4 separate regions of the Homo sapiens genome follow, and all the other regions are linked to region 1. A link is a contact called in ENCODE Hi-C or POLR2A ChIA-PET data. All regions are on one chromosome and are shown on one strand. The core of a region is the stretch at or near the end of the contact, and the rest is flanking DNA. Distances in the headings are between cores, read along the strand shown.

What was found. Hi-C counts contacts between places; a loop is a spot of excess contacts on that map. ChIA-PET counts read pairs that join two places held with the same protein, here RNA polymerase II (POLR2A). Pooled maps may share reads with other maps.
Region 2: a map of naive thymus-derived CD4-positive, alpha-beta T cell shows a loop between it and region 1 (4-fold over the local background). The contact joins two enhancer-like sites. A Hi-C loop is called at or near these places in 3 of 168 maps with a recorded cell type or tissue (CD4-positive, alpha-beta memory T cell, heart right ventricle and naive thymus-derived CD4-positive, alpha-beta T cell) and 9 of 50 pooled maps. POLR2A ChIA-PET finds 5 or more read pairs at or near these places in 4 of 52 experiments (RWPE1, activated CD8-positive, alpha-beta memory T cell, activated naive CD4-positive, alpha-beta T cell and 1 more).
Region 3: a map of PC-3 shows a loop between it and region 1 (5-fold over the local background). The contact joins two enhancer-like sites. A Hi-C loop is called at or near these places in 4 of 168 maps with a recorded cell type or tissue (GM12878, PC-3, Right ventricle myocardium inferior and 1 more), 5 of 37 single-sample maps with no recorded cell type and 9 of 50 pooled maps. POLR2A ChIA-PET finds 5 or more read pairs at or near these places in 1 of 52 experiments (WTC11).
Region 4: a loop to region 1 is called in a pooled map, with 2.8 times the contacts of the local background. The contact joins two enhancer-like sites. A Hi-C loop is called at or near these places in 31 of 168 maps with a recorded cell type or tissue (B cell, CD8-positive, alpha-beta T cell, Caco-2 and 23 more), 16 of 37 single-sample maps with no recorded cell type and 25 of 50 pooled maps. POLR2A ChIA-PET finds 5 or more read pairs at or near these places in 7 of 52 experiments (A549, AG04449, CD8-positive, alpha-beta memory T cell and 4 more).

Annotation. Positions count from the first base shown.
Region 1 is chr3:19,887,975-19,890,674 of GRCh38, reverse strand. It overlaps EFHB (EF-hand domain family member B), which reads left to right. Exons shown (of 13, transcript NM_144715.4): 10 at 2,024-2,231. Among named protein-coding and RNA genes, the nearest start is that of EFHB, 45 kb to the left of the region's middle. Within about 2 kb of position 1,379, at least 14 of the 41 ENCODE cell types and tissues checked have a DNase peak (open chromatin) inside an H3K27ac peak, as active enhancers do; they include heart right ventricle, where a contact is called at or near this core.
Region 2 is chr3:20,103,067-20,105,766 of GRCh38, reverse strand. All of the region lies in intron 5 of KAT2B (lysine acetyltransferase 2B), which reads right to left. Among named protein-coding and RNA genes, the nearest start is that of MIR3135A, 33 kb to the left of the region's middle. Within about 2 kb of position 1,371, at least 4 of the 41 ENCODE cell types and tissues checked have a DNase peak (open chromatin) inside an H3K27ac peak, as active enhancers do.
Region 3 is chr3:20,125,646-20,128,345 of GRCh38, reverse strand. KAT2B (lysine acetyltransferase 2B) reads right to left here. Exons shown (of 18, transcript NM_003884.5): 10 at 2,233-2,441; 11 at 797-923. Among named protein-coding and RNA genes, the nearest start is that of MIR3135A, 11 kb to the left of the region's middle. RefSeq lists an enhancer at 2,246-2,325. Within about 2 kb of position 1,450, at least 5 of the 41 ENCODE cell types and tissues checked have a DNase peak (open chromatin) inside an H3K27ac peak, as active enhancers do.
Region 4 is chr3:20,053,512-20,056,211 of GRCh38, reverse strand. All of the region lies in intron 1 of KAT2B (lysine acetyltransferase 2B), which reads right to left. Among named protein-coding and RNA genes, the nearest start is that of KAT2B, 14 kb to the right of the region's middle. RefSeq lists an enhancer at 1,015-1,254. Within about 2 kb of position 1,436, at least 18 of the 41 ENCODE cell types and tissues checked have a DNase peak (open chromatin) inside an H3K27ac peak, as active enhancers do; they include heart right ventricle, where a contact is called at or near this core.

The DNA.
Region 1 (2,700 bases), core at 130-2,629:
TAGGGTTATGGGGTCCCAAAGGTAATAACAATTGTCTATACATGGCTCTTCTTGATCAGGATAATCCCCTCTGTCACATATGAACATTCACTCTACAGACATGGAAAGCATCAATACCAATTAAATATTCAGGCTTGGAAGCCGTAGCAATAATACATGGTTATCTTTAATTCTTCTCTGCAAACTGTGCCCAAACCCCATTAACTGAATTCGGACATCCTTCCCTACCATCCTCTCCCAGGACTGACTATGATGATGACTTTGGGAACTGTATCCAAACCATAAAAATGTGAGAATCTCACCCCACTGAACAGATGCATCCCTCTTGAAGACCTGGAGCCCTTGGTCCTACTTCTAATCATCTTTCTCCCTAAAGCGGATGAGATCAGGGCTTGGGGGAGGGAGGGATTAAGGGTGCAGAGGGAGAGAATGGCTTTGCACTAGTAAGTAAGAAATATTTACTTTGATTTTGAGTGGCATGGTGGTGGCATGGTAGCTCCATGAAACAAACCACCAGTGTTTTCAGTGCACACAAAGCCCTGCATATTAGGCGGTAATTTATCGTTGACAGCATCTGTTTCAGTTTTGGGGCTCTCTTGATTCAACAGCCACATCCCGCATTGCTTTTCAGCTAGGATGAGTGTGGGTTTGCATTTTTGGTTGTAGTAGAGACTTTTGTTTGTTTTTGAGATGGAATTTCACTCTTGTTGCCCAGTCTGGAGTGCAATGGCGCAGTCTCGGCTCACTGCAACCTCGGCCTCCTGGATTCAAGCGATTCTCCTGCCTCAGCCTCCCGAGTAGCTGGGATTACAGGCATGTGCCACCACGCTGGCTAATTTTGTATTTTCAGTAGAGACGGGATTTCTCCGTGTTGGTCAGGCTCCCAAAGTGCTGGGATTACAGGCATGAGCCACCGTGCCTGGCCTGTAGTAGAGACTTTTATAAAGGAGTCTGCTTTAATCCAGGGCATTTGCAGCTGTATTGTCAAGATCATATATTTTAAGTTCTCATTCTGTTTGAATACAAGGGTTAAGTAGGGAAGTTTTCCAGGGCTGTGGGTCTGACTGCAAGAATTTATAATTCATCGAGTCAGTTTCTCGTTCTCCAGGGGATTGCCTCCATCAGCATTGTAAATCCAGTCCTGGGCAGTAAGAGCTTAAATACTACGCAGTGACTCATTTATGATTCCTCTTGGGAGTTATTTCCTCTCAGGGAAGTCTCTCTGAGGGGGCCAAAGCTCCCTTATAGCAGGAAGAATTCACTGCAGAAACAAACAAGAAAACTGGGACCTTTGCCATCATCTCTGAATGGATTTAAGGTTGGCTTGATAGACTGCAGGAGGGACTGAGTGCTAAGATGTCCCAGCTGTTGACATTCTTCCTTAACGAACATTGTGTGCTCTGCCCCTTCATCTCCCAAGTGAATCAGCCAGTTTCTGCTGAGAGCCCTTATACATTTCCCTCTGTTCATACTCAGTGTAGGTACTTCTGTCTTTAACTGCTGTCTGAAAGGAGGTGAGACTTTTTCCCTCCACCCTCCTCCCCCTACTTACCAGGATGAATCTTAGTGTTACTTGTTTCAATGGGGCTGACCATCAGATTGGTAGCATTTCCCTCTTGCCCATAGGAGTGTTATGAAAACCAGACCACTGTCTTTGAACCCACCTCCGTGAACTTGTCCTGCAACTATCTCCCCAATTTCTCCTTAATAACAGGCAATGAAATGAAGGGCCATTTATTGCCAGGTTAAAACACAGAAGGTATTAAAAACTTTGTAAGGATAAAAATTGTAGAGAGCTGTCAAAAGTACACACCTATTGGTCATATGAAATGTCAAGCCCATATCATGGTAATAATGCTCTACCACGGTCTAACCAGCGTATTTGACTCCTCTTCTGTGAAAATTGAGACAAATTTGAATTTATGTGATGAAGCTATTTCTTTTTTCTTAAACTAAATAATGTTGCCTACTCTGCTCTTGAAGACAACTCCCATTTTATGTTCTTTTGCTTCCTGTATAACAGAAGGGAGATGGGATGATAGATAAAGACGAGCTGCAGGAAGCTTGTGACCAGGCCAACTTGAGTTTAGATGACAAGCTCCTGGACCAGCTATTTGACTACTGTGATGTGGATAATGATGGCTTCATTAACTATCTGGAATTCGCAAATTTTCTTAACTGGAAAGACAAAATGCTTCTTAAAGAGTATGAAGAGAGGGTCATTATTAAAGGTATTTAATTTTTGAAGGTTTGATGAATTATTATTTTTTTAAATTTTAAAATTTATTATTATTATTTTTAATACAGACGAGGTCTCACTATGTTGCCCAGGCTGGTCCTACTTGCCCTTGAACTCCTGGGTTCAAGGGATTCTCTTGCTTTGGCCTCCCAAAGTGCTGGGATTATTGGTGTGAGCCAGCATGCTTAGCCATTTGCTGAATTCTTAAATGGACTTCTGTATTTTAATTTTTCTAAGAGCTCAGCTATATTCAACTTTAATATTATATGAAAAATAAAAATATACATTTATACATGGTTTTTATTTGCTTGTTTATGCATGGAATATCTGTAGTAGTGTAGGAAAGAATCAATAATATTTATTATTTCCAGGAAGAGGCAGTTGGATGGCTGAGGGACAGGGTGGCAATGAGATTCACTTTTTAATCTATATTTTTGTATCTTTTGAGTTTGGAACCATGT
Region 2 (2,700 bases), core at 122-2,621, 220 kb before region 1:
TGCAGTGGTAGGATCATGGACAGCTCCAAGCAGCCTTGACCTCCCGGGCTCAAGCAATCCTCCCACCTCAACCTCCAGAGTCGCTGGGACCACAGGCTCATGCCACCACAGACACATGCCACCACACCCAGCTAGTTTTTTATTTTTATTTTTGTAGAGATGAAGTCTCATTCTGTTGCCCAGGCTGGGCTCAAACTCCTGGGCTCAAGCGATCCTCTCGCCTCAGCCTCCCAAAGTTGCTGGGATTACAGGCATCAGCTACTGCACACAGCCACTCTGTATTCTTATGAAACATCTCCCCAGTGTGGGGGTAAGCTTTAACTTTCAAAAGTTCTACACAATTCAAAATCTAAGACTAATTACTTGCACTTTCCTTCAGCAGACTGTTGGACAGTTGTATTTTAAGAAGTCATAATCCTGTGACACTTTCTTTTTAGGTTATTTCTTCATGGAATTAAATAGTGTACTATCATGAAATTCAGGAACTTCAAAATATTTGCCCACATTTTTTTCTATAACCACAATTGCTCCTGGGAGTATATATAAGGTACAGTTAACATACACTTATGTAACAATATTTAGGTTGAGCAAGGTGGCTCACGCCTTTAATCCCAGCACTTTAGGAGGACGAGGTAGGCAGATCACCTGAGGTCAGGAGTTCGAGACTAGCCTGGCCAACATGGTGAAACCCCATCTTTACTAAAAATACAAAAATTAGCCAGGCATGGTGGCACGCACTTGTAATCCTAGCTACTTGGGAGGCTAAGGCAGGAAAATCGCCTGAACTCAGGAGGTGGAGGTTGCAGTGAGCTGAGTCGCGCCACTGCACTCCAGCCTGGACAACAGAGTGAGACTCCATCTCAAAAAAAAAAAAAACAAAAAAACAACAAAAAAAGAATACTTATATTTTTCTTTTCTTCAGAACAGAGAAGTAATTTAAGCAGTACTACTGTTCAGTCTGCTTTTAATTTTTATGGAATAAATATTTACAAGTTAGCTCTGTAATGAACACAATCATTTTCTAAGTCCAGTCTTTTCCACAAAGAATCCTGTTTAACTTCATTTTCAGACTGATATACTGCAAACATTTTCGGCACATCTTTGTTCTAATATTTACAGTAACTGCTGTAAGTTATAAGCTGAACCAGCGTTATAGGTCCTGAGGTTCTCTTACAGCAACATCAAGATAAAGCCTGCTGGTGCCTGCAGCCAGTAATATTACCCATTTTTGAGAAGATCAGTATCAGTGAGACATCATGCTGTGGTGGTATGTGGTTTTTTTAATTCCCCATGTGGTCATGGCAGTGAGGTTTTACTCCGAATATTGATTCTCCTAATTTTCACAGGTTGTTCCTCTCTACTTCCCTTTCCTCATCAACATGACGTGATGGTGGGGACGTGGGGGAGGTTGGTGTCATCTACCTTCATTTCCTTATTTATTATTAATAGGGGCTATTGGTCTACATTTCACCTAGAAATCAGCACGTTTCAGAACTCATTAGGGCATATTCATTTCTGTTTCTCTCAGCAAGTTTCTCTTTCCCATTGTCTGACTCCACTTTTTGCCTTCAGCTGTTGGCTCAGGAGGCTGGGCTATAAAGGACTCTTTTGCTGTTTTTCTATTCCCTGCTATCTTAATTTCTAAAGCGATATTCAAATAATTACACACTCACTCAATTATACATTTAAGGCTTTAGCTTAATAAGCTCCACATTGGCAGTGACTGAGTTTTAGAGAACAATGTGCATGGGAGGAAAATGATGATGAGCATCTTCCCAGCACCTGCTCTGTGTGTCAGAAACTACATACAAACCACCCATGGAATACTCACAAAAGTCATGACACTTGGACAGAGAAAGAAACCAAAAGTCTCTTTAGACCAGAGACTGGTCTAAAGCTCATGTAAAAAGGGAGAGATGGACCCACACCATTCAAACCCAGCACTCATCCAAACCAATTTCCATTTTTACTACTTCTTAAGTATTCATAAGTGCCACCAATTTCTTAGTAATTCTCAAAGGCTGCCTTGCATTTTTCTTCTGTTTTCTAAAATATCATAGCTGGGCACAGTGACTCACACATGTAATCTCAGCACTTTGGGAGGCCAAGGTGGGAGGATTGCTTGAGGTCAGGAGTTTGAGACCAGCCTGGGCAACACAGCGAGACCCCATCTCTATAAAAAATAAACAAATAGCCAGGCATGGTGGCATGTGCCTGTAGTCCCAGCTACTAAGGAGGCTGAGATAGATGAATTGCTTGAGTCTAGGAGGTTGAGGCTACAGTGAGCTATGATCATGCCACTGCGCTCCAGCCCAGGATACAGAATAAGACACCATCTCTAAAAAAAATAAAAATAAAAATAAAACAAAATATACTAATGTCTCCCAAGCTGCTTCACAATTAATTCTCCTTTTTCTTGATGAAACGATTATTTTCTCTGCTAAAAGTCGCAAATGCATTCAGGGCCCTGGCTTTGACAAATATTCAGCTTTGTCAATTGTTCACAGACGGGATTAAAAAATACATATTTTTGAGAGACTTATCGTCTCAACTCTTATTATAAACAAGAGTTTCAATAATATAGCAGAGTTTCAATAATACAGAACTATTGTTAATGTAAAATCCTAAAATGAAAGATACGGAAATGAAGATATAATTTAAAAACTTATTTTGAAGAAATCTGCAATTCCTATAAATATC
Region 3 (2,700 bases), core at 201-2,700, 240 kb before region 1:
TCATAAGAAATCTTTCTGAAGTGTAAGCTGCCTAAATCATCTTTCTAATCCACATTAACCATATCCTTTCCAGTAGTTCAGTGTCACTAATTGTGATTACATGTTTGCGTGTATGTGTAAATTAACAATGAACACTGAGATCTATTTTTCAAATATCCCTTCATTTGCTATCGACTACACTTGAGTTACATATTGAACTTGTACAGTATCCTGGTACCTCGCCCCAAAGTCCAACAAAGCCTTGGTACAACCCTACTTGTTGGTAGGTGAAACCACTTACTCTCCTCACACACATACACATACACTCACAGTGAGACAGAGGTCCCCAACCCCTAGACCATTACCAGTCCGTGGCCTGTTAGGGACCGGGCTGCACAGCACGAGGTGAGTGGCAGGCAAGTGAGCATTACCGCCTGAGCTCTGCCTCCTGTCAGATCAGTGGTGGCACTAGACTCTCATAGGAGTGCAAACCCCATTGTGAACTATGCGTGCAAGGGATCTAGGTTGCATGCTCCTTATGAGAATCTAACTAATGCCTGATGATCTGAGCTGGAACAGTTTCATCCCAAAATCATAGCCCTAATCTGACCCGTGGAAAAATTGTCTTCCGTGAAACCAGTCCCTGGTGCCAAAAAGGTTGGAGACCATTGGAGTGAGAGGACTATTCCCAGAAAGTCCTTAACTCCACTTTGAACCTTCTCTGGACATGGCACAGAGAGATCTTCCCAAGCTCTGCAGGCCTTAGTGAGAAGCCCCACATTCTGCTCTTCTTCTAAGACCTTGGGTTTACCCTTACCTTGACTTGCTCATTTGAGGTTACAGCACAGAAGACAATCTCTGTGAATCCTTGAGATGGGAACATACGGAAACAGATACCACCAATAACACGGCCATCTTTAATTAAAGCAAGGGTTTTGTGTTTCCTGAAAGAATAAGATTATGTCAAAGTTTTACCTATCCTAGTTATATAAATATACTTTTTGGGGTGTTCCTTATTAACCAACTAAGAAAGAGGGACATGTCCTAAGTTTCTATAGAAACTTCCTTCATGTAGCCCCTATCTCGCTAGACCATCCTTTTATCTGAACTTTTTAGAGCTAGGTCGCCTGCACAAGATGTCATCAGCACTCCCATCAGAACAAAATACCAGTCACCTAAGAAGTGCCTGAGGTTTACAAATAGAGAACAGAGTATGTGCAGAGGTGCTCTGGAACTGGCACAGCCAGTGCCAAGGAGGGGTCAGGGAGAGCAGGAAGTCATGGACAAACATGGTATGTGTCTCTGAAGAGTTAAGTCTTACTCCAAAATATTACAGAAACATTATGAAAAAGAATTTAAAATTTACATATACAATTTGCAAAATTCCGCATTATGGAATCCTTCCCTCTGTCTAAAGCATCACTCTGAATTGTCACAGGCATGGATCACAGTCCCCATAGGCTACTGGGCTATGTATGTTAAAATAAATTCAATTAGAGAAGTTTAGTTCTTTAGGGTTTCGTGGGTTTTTTTTTTTTTTTTTTTGAAATGGAGTTTCGCTCTGTTGCCCAGGCTGGAGTGCAATGGCACGGTCTCGGCTCACCACAACCTCCGCCTCCTGGGTTCAAGCAATTCTCCTGCCTCAGCCTCCCAAGTAGCCGTGATTACAGGCATGTGTCACCAGGCCTGGCTAATTTTGTATTTTTAGTAGAGACGGGGTTTCTCCATGTTGGTCAGGCTGGTCACAAACTCTCAACCTCAGGTGATCCTCCCACCTCAGCCTCCCAAAATGCTGGGATTACAGGCATGAGCCACCATGCCCGGCCTAGTTTTTTGTTTTTTTTTTTTAAGCAATGGATTTTCAAAGTTAACCTGTCTTATATCCCAATAATTGCCCACAGACCTGGGCAATAATGGCACCTAGTTAAGATACCAAAACCAATATTTTGATTATGAAGAAAGCAGAACATCTTAGTGTTACATTCTCTCACTGCTATAAAGAATGAAGCACAGGAGAGTCATCAGCAATGTAAAATATAAAGTTTCATCATCATTAACAAGAAAATTTGTAAATTGTTGAAAATTACTCTTAGCACTTTCAGACATGAAAATCAGCTTGGTGAAGCTCTGTATCCACAGCAAGACAGGTGCAGTAGTATTCGGTGGATGACTATGGCTGACTTTCACTATCTAAGCAGTTCCTCTTTCATTTAAAAAGGAAATAAGGAAGAAGGAACAGAAAGTACCACTTACGGGTCAAAGACGAGCCGTGTGATGTATTCTTTTGGCATTCGGGGCAGCTGGTGGGAGAAAACGTTCTGTAGGCCAACCAGCCACATCAGGATCTTCTTGTTTGGTTTCTGGTTGAGGGAATTGCCAACCACGTGAAATTCAATTACACCCCTGCGCTCTTCCAACCTTGCCGCCTCATCCCTGGCCGAGTGTGCTGACAGAAAATTGGTCTGAGATGCAAGAGACAGGAAAAAATTACACAGAGCTATTCTCTCAAGACAGTGGGGATGGGACACATCCAAGCTTCTCATCTTTGTTCTAATAAGATACACATTTGTGGATTTTCAGAGTCCTAAATACACATGTGTGCACACATACACACAGAGACACATACACATACAAGTTATGAAGACAAGACAGAAAAGGCAGGTAAAGCATTTTGAGAAATTGGAGTATTATATGTGTACACGGATGATATTCAGTGTAGAT
Region 4 (2,700 bases), core at 187-2,686, 170 kb before region 1:
TCCTGCTACCCTAGCCCAAGACACCATCTACTCATACCTAGACTATAATAACTTCCAACTGGCCCTCTTTATCTACTGTTTCTCTCATATACTTTATTCTTCTCAGAGCAGCCAGAGGGGTCACTTCAAACCGGAAATCTAATTTGAATTCACTGGAAACAGCCCAGATGTCCATAACAAGTCAACAGATAAACAAACTAGTACGTCCATACAGCAGAATACTCCTCAGCAATAAATAGAAATTAACTACCAATGCATCCAACACCACGGATTAATCTCAAAAATATACTGAGTGAAAGAACAGTATGTACTATGTGGTAACATTTATATGAAAAATAGCTAAATTAACTTAAAGTGACACAAATCAGATCAGTGCTTGCTTCCAAGGGAGAGAGACTTGAATGGCAAGGAGCAGGCAGAAATTTTCTAGGGGGATGGAAAAGTTCTGTCTTGATACGTATTTGTTGAAACGTATCAGAACTAAAGATCTTGACATCACTGTGTAAAAATTATATGTTGGCAATCTGGCCCCCATTTATCCCTTCCACCTAATCTCCTACACTCATACCCCCCACCCCACCCACCTCCATCTAGCCACACAGGTCTCCTGACAGGCCTCACACACGACAAGCCACTTCTGGCCCCAGAGTCTTTGCACGGCACCCTCTTCCTCACTTCTTATCATGCAGGCCTCGGTCCGTGTCCCTTCTGCAGAAGGATTTCCTGGGCATGTATCTAGAGGAATTCCCCAGGCATTCTCATTTAATTCTCTGTTTTCATTCTCTGCGAGGCACTTACCACTTTCTGTTATTTTCTGGCTTATTGTCTGCTTCTGCTACCAGAAAGCAAGCTCTGCAAGAATAAGGACCCATCTGTCACTGTATCACCAGCATCTAAATCAACACCTGGCACATTAAATAACAATTTGTTGAGTAAACGGAAAAAGTTGACATATATCACTGTCTCCACATTACAGCTGCGAAATCTGAGGCTTGTAAAGCATAAGTAACCTCCCCATAGTCACACATCAGGGTTCAAACCCAGGCAGTCTGGTGCCCAGGTCCATGTTCTAAACTACTCTCACGTCTGGCTCACAACAGTTTTGCTTCTCTGCTTGGTTTTACTCTGTTCCCTCTATCTGGGCTGGGTCTCTCTCCCACCCTTTCACCTCCCCCTGGCTCACAATGGTTTCTCTCTGCATTGACTTCATGCTTGATTATTCATTTTAATTTTTCTTTCACTTAATATCTGTCTCCTCAACAAGAAAAGGGCTCCTTGTGGCTTTTGCTTCCTTTTGCACATGTAGCAGAGAAGTGGCCACAGGCCCCTAACCGGTGCTCACAGATGTGTTCCTTTCGAGGTGGGATGAGTCAGGTAGTCCTGTGAGTATGTGCCAATCCTGGGTTACATGACTCACTTCATTATTTCAAAGTATGCTGACCTTGGCATCTTTGGCATTCTGCCATCTAGTTTCAACACCAGCTTGTCAGAGCTGATGCAAATTGGCACTGCCACCATCAATCACTATGATATTACTCAGGTCTCATCCTTGTACTTCTGGAACCTCCTGCATACCACACAAACCTCGCAAAAAGCTGCACAAGCCAAGAGTACACAACGCATGGGGACTGATTAGGATGGCATGGAATTTAATGGAAGCAACCCCATACAACTTGCCCTGAGGTTACTGACAAGATTACCCTAAACCTCCTCCTGATATTAGGTGATGTATTGTTCCAAGTGGACCATTAGAGACATTATTCACACTTTTTTCCAAAATAAATGCATCCATCTCCTTCACATCTGTAATCAATCCCAGCACTTTGGAAGGCCGATGAGGGTGGATCACGAGGTCAGGAATTCAAGACCAGCCTGGCCAAGATGGTAAAACCCCGTCTCTACTAAAGATACAAAAATTAGCTGCGTATGGTGGCAGACCCCTGTAATCCCAGCTACTCAGGAGGCTGAGGCAGAGAATTGCTTGAACCCAGGAGGCGGAGATTGCAGTGAGCCAAGATCGCGCCACTGCACTGCAGCCTAGGTGACAGAGCGAGACACCGTCTCAAAAAAAAAACAAAAAAACAAAAAACAAAAACAAAAAAAAATAAGTCTAAAGCCGGACACAATGGCTCATGCCTGTAATCCCAGCACTTTGGGAGGCCGAGGAGGATGGATCACTTGAGGTCAGGAGTTTGAGACCAGCCTTGCCAACATGGCGAGACCCCATCTCTACTAAAAATACAAAAATTAGCTCGGTGTGGTGGTACATGCCTGTAATCTCAGCTACTTGGGAGACTGAGGCAGGAGAATCACTTGAACCTGGAGATGGAAGTCGCGGTGAGCTGAGATCATGCCACTGCACTCCAGCCTGGGCTACAGAGTGAGACTCCATCTCAAAAAAATAAAATAAAATAAAAATAAATAAAAAATAAGCCTAAATGGTAAAGGAACAATTAAAGAAAGTCTATTGTAGACTTTAAAGTGGGCCACAAAGTAACAAAAAATATAAATAGTAGTTTAAAGAATGCCTTCATATACAATTGATTTTTAAGTTTACTAATATAATACAGACTTCTAGAATATATGCTAAAACTTTGTCTCACTTTGTAGCTTTTAACTCACTGATCTCATAACACTCATATACCTTCCTGAGTTTTTTTGTTTTGTCTTGTTTTTTGAGACAGGGTCTCACTCTGTCAC